Linked DNA regions of Homo sapiens: region 1 is linked to region 2. A link is a loop called in an ENCODE intact Hi-C map of the cell type or tissue named here. Cell type or tissue: natural killer cell. All regions are shown on one strand.

Region 1 (2,500 bases), 290 kb before region 2:
GAGGTGAAAGTATCACTTAAGCCTGGGAGGCGGAGTTTGCAGTGAGCTGAGATCATACCACTGCACTCCAGCCTGGATGACAGAGCGAGAACCTGTCTCAAAATAAATAAATAAAATAAATAAACTGGAAGTAGAAAATTTAAAAAAAAAAGAATTGAGGGAAAGAATCATAATATGTCTATGCTTCAGACCTCCTTCAGCAATTTAGTGAATATTGTTTCTAAATGCGTAAAATAATGCATTGATACATCAAATAATGCATAAGATTACAAAGAAACCCAATTGTGTTAAAACATAGTCATCCAATATTTTTTAAAATTCTGATATAGTAATATATGTGCTGCTTTTTCAATACATTCAATTCAGACTGTAGAGGTGATTCTAATAAGTTCCATCATTTCAAAGTAGTCATGAGACCAAACAAAACAAAAATCTGCTTCCACAGCAACCTGCTTGGAACACACATCAGATTTCTTTCTTTTCTTTTCTCTTCTTTTTTTTTGAGACACGGTCTCACTCTGTCACCCAAACTGGAGTACAGTGGCACAATCACAGCTCACTGCAGACTCCAACCCCCAACCAGGCTCAAGCCATCCTCTTGCCTCAGCCTCCCGAGTAGCTGAGACTACAAGCATGCGCTACCATGCCCGGTTAATTATTTATTTATTTATTTATTTATTTATTTATTTATTTATTCATTTTTGAGATGGAGTCTCGCTGTGTCGCCCAGACTGGAGTGCAGTGGCGTGATCTCGACTCACTGCAACCTCCGCCTCCTGGGTTCAAGTGATTCTCCCGCCTCAACCTCCCAAGTAGCTGGGATTGCAGCCACGTGCCACCACGCCTGGCTAATTTTTGTATTTTTAGTAGAGACAGGGTTTCACCCTGTTGCCCAGGCTGGTCTGGAACTCCTGACCCCAGGTGATCTGCCCGCCTCGGCCTCCCACAGTGCTGGGATTATATAGGTGTGAGCCACTGCGCCAGGCCTAATTTTTTATTTTTTATAGAGATGAGGTTGTCATCTCTAAATGCAGTCATCAAGATAAATAATATTATAATGCCGTATTTTAAAACTCAAAAGTGATGCAAAAACTCCATTGTGAACAAAATACCAAAATGTTAGATAAAGCTCATTCTGTTTGGTGATGATGATGGATTCTAAAGAGCAGAAATGGTCAGTGCCTGGGGCCCAGCCCCCCATTTAGAAAAGGTAAAGGTCATTGGAAAGATTGGCCAAATCAAATGTACCCTAGGAGATGCAGAAGCCGGCCAGCAAAGGAAGAGCTGAGTGGGTAGGAAAAGTACTAGATCAAAGGGAGCAGCAGATTTTGTTTTCGATCTGGCAAAGCTTTTATAGTTTCGAAACATTTTCAAACATTCTGTCACTGATTGTCATAGTAACGTATGAAGTGGTTGGGGAAATATTGTCATGATCATATTCATTTTACAAGGGAGAAAAGTTGACTCTCAGAGAGGTTAGTGGCTGGGTTAGTTTCCTGTCACTGCTGTAACAAATTGCCACACACTTAGTGGTTTAAAACAGCACACATGTATTATCTGATGGTTCTGGAGGTCAAAAATCCCAAATGGGTGTCACTGGGGGTGATGGTTAATTCTGCATGTCAACTTGACTAGGCCTCAGGATGTCCACATAACTGATTAAACATTATTTCTGGATGTGTCTTTCAGGGTGTTTCCAGATGAGATTTAGCATTTGAATCGCTGAACTGGGTAAAGCAGATCACCCTCCTCAGTGCGGGTGAGCACCCTCTGAGCCACTGAGGGCCTGAACAGAACACAAAGGCAGAGCATGGCTGGATTTGCCCTCCCTTTGCCTGACTGTTGAGCTGAGACATTGATGTGCCCTCTATACTTCGGGTGCTCAGGCCTTCAGACCCAAATTGGAGTCTACACCATTGGCCCTCTAGCTCTCAGGCTTTTAAACTATACCGCTAGCCTTGCAGCTTGCAGATAGCAGATCACAGACTTCTCAGCCTCCATAATCTCATGAGCCAATACCTTAATAATAAATCTCTCTCTCTCTCTCTGTCTCTCTCTGTCTCTCTCTCTCTCTCTCTCTCTCTCTCTATATATATATATATATATATATATATATATATGTATGTATATAATATTGGTTCTGTTTCTCCGGAGAGCCCTGACTAACACATTAGATAATATCAAGGTGTCAGCAAAACTGTGTTCCACGGCTGGGCATGGTGGTTCACGCCTGCAATCCCAGCACTTTGGGAGGCTAAGGCAGGAAGGTCGCTTGAGCCCAGGAGCTTGAGACCACCCTGGTCAACATAAGAAGACCCCATCTTTAAAAAAATGAAAACAATTAGCCAGGCATGGTGGCATGTGCCTGTACTCCCAGGTACGTGGGAGGCTGAGGTGGGAGGATTGCTGGAGTCCAGGAGGTCGAGGGTGCAGTGAGCTGTGATCGTGTCATTGCACTCTAGCATGGGGGACAGAATGAGACTCTATCTCAAAAAAAAAA
Region 2 (2,500 bases):
GTTTTTTAAATTAAAGTTTTAGCCATTTTAAAAAATGCACAGTGGTATCTCACTGTGGTTTTTAGGAATCTGAATATCCCTGATGGCTAATGATCTTAAGCATCTTTATTTTTGTTCCTATTGTTGAGTTTTGAGAGTTAAAAACATATATTCTGGATATAAGTCCTTTGTCAGTTATGTGATTTGCAAATATTTTCTCCCCATCTCTGCAGCTTGCCTTTTCTTAATGGCAGTACTCCCATCTTATCTAAGAAGAAACTGACACATCTACAGCTTTTGTTGGCTCTGCAGTAAACTGACTGCATGTGACATTGGCTAAGTCACTTAATTTATTCTGTGCTTCTGTTTCCTATTCCATAAAACAAGTGTGGAATGAGAATATTTCTGAGATTCTTTGCAGCCAGAATAGTCAATGATTCCAAGAGACTGGCCCAAGTTCACCCAGTTAATTAGTAGCAGAGTTGGGCTGGAGCTTGGGCTGCCTCCCACGCTGCTGCCTTTGTTTGCAATATAATTATTCTCACTTTCTTAAATCTAATTTTTAAAATTAGGTATTCCATTTACATGGTTCAAAATTTAAAAAGTATAAAAGGATAAGCTGTTAAAAAACATCCCTGTCACCCTGAATAAGCAATGCACGTTCTGGAGCTTTTAAAAATATCTATGAGCACATTTTTATGTGTTGTAATGTGTATGTGTGTGTGTGTGTGTGTGTGTGTGTGTGTGTGTGTGTTTCTCTCCTTTTTAAAGTGAATTATACACTGCGGCTTTTTTTTAACTTCTAATAGAAATGCAAGTTAAAACTACATGGCAATCCATTTTTTCCATTATTATGTTTGTAGTTGAGGATAATTGTATGGGACTAAAAACCATTTGTCTTCTGTTGAATTATTTGTTCGTATTGTTTTCCATCTTTTTCTTTCATTGTAGCCATAAGCTACTTGTTTATTAGAGAAATTAACTTTATGAGATCTCACAATCTTCCCCCAGTTTGCCACCTGTCTTTTGAGTTTGCTTATTGTGGTTTTGCTTGAAGAGTTCTGACGTTTTTGTGGTTGAATTACTCAGTCTGTTATCATGTCTGGCATTTGGGTCATAGTTGAAAGGATTTTTCCCCCTTAGTATTAACAGAAGAATTATCCCATGGTTTCTTTCATTTATCACTGAATTCTACATATTTATATATATTTAAATATTTGATCATTTGGGAAGTTATCCTGGCATAAGGTGTGAGGCATAGAACCAAATATATTCTTCCAGAAGGCAGCTCATTTCTCTCAAAACTATTAAATAATCCATTTCTTCTCTTCTGACCTGAGTTGCCACTTATAACATATACTAACTTTCCATATGGGGGGTTCTGTTTCTGAATTTTCTACTATGTTCCATTGATCTTTCTGTCTACTTAAGTTAAATATTAAGGTTTTATTTATGTTTCAGCATGCTATATACAGGGCTAATCTTCCTTCATTACTGTTTTAGTTTCTTCGGACTTTTTCCAACATTTTATTATACAGATTTTTAAGCATATGGAAATGTTGAAAGAATTTTACAGTGAACACCCATTACACACCACCTAGATTCTACCATTAACATTTTACTAACCTTCCTTTAACATGTATCTATCCATCTATTTGGCCCTCTATACACTAATCCATCTTAGTTTCTGACGCGTTTCAAAGTAAACTGGAGATACCAGTGTACATCCCATTAAATACTTCAGCATGCACATCATGAACTAGAGTTTAGTATTTGTAGTATTTTTTATTTCCAGCTGAAGTTTACATGCAGTGAAATGCACAAATCTTAAGTGCACATTCACTGGGTTTGGACAAAAGCATACGCTTGTGTAATGCTTATCAAAATACAGCTCATTATCATCACCCTAGAAGGTTTCCTCATGCCTCTTGCCAGTTAATCCCTATGCCCACTCCCTCAGAGCCTACCACTGCTCTGACCTTTTACCACCATACATGAGTTATTTGTTCTAGAATTTTGTGTAGTATGCACTCTTTTTGTGGACGCCTTCTTTCATTCACTAAGCATAATGTTTTTGAGACTTCTTGTTGTTGCTTTTCACTGGCAAGTGCTGTTCCATTACATGACTATCCTATGTTTGGTTTCTCTGTGTTCCTATTAAGCAACACCTGGGTTGTTTGCAGGTTTTGTTGCTTATGAATAAAGCTGTTATGAACATTCTTGCACAGCTCTTTTTCGTGGTCCCGTACATTTTGTTTTCCCTTTCCTTGGCACGGGATGGGGCAAATACCTATGAGTAGAACTGCTGGGTGATACAGTTTAGATATGTGTCCCCGCCCAGATCTCATATTGATTTGTAATCCTTGATGCTGGAGGTGGGGCCTGGTGGGAGGTGTTCGGATCATGGGGGCGGATCCTCCATATCTTGGTGCTGTCTTCATGATAGTGAATTATCGCTGGATCTGATTGGTTGTAAGTGTGTGGCACCTGCTCCGCCCCCACTCCCCTTGCCCCTGCTCTG

The links. Hi-C counts contacts between places; a loop is a spot of excess contacts. Peaks named below come from ENCODE experiments on the same cell type or tissue, not always from the same donor. Only the 100,000 strongest peaks of a DNase experiment are listed, where the experiment ranks them.
Region 1: a loop joins it to region 2, with 3 times the contacts of the local background. A loop is called at or near these places in 13 of 110 quality-filtered maps.

What each region holds. Positions count from the first base shown.
Region 1 is chrX:9,455,727-9,458,226 of GRCh38, reverse strand. No RefSeq gene overlaps it. Among named protein-coding and RNA genes, the nearest start is that of TBL1X, 8.1 kb to the left of the region's middle. In natural killer cell, no CTCF peak of the experiment used is centred here; a DNase peak (open chromatin) is centred at 1,456; H3K27ac peaks cover 989 bases.
Region 2 is chrX:9,164,643-9,167,142 of GRCh38, reverse strand. No RefSeq gene overlaps it. Among named protein-coding and RNA genes, the nearest start is that of FAM9B, 130 kb to the right of the region's middle. In natural killer cell, no CTCF peak of the experiment used is centred here; a DNase peak (open chromatin) is centred at 1,022.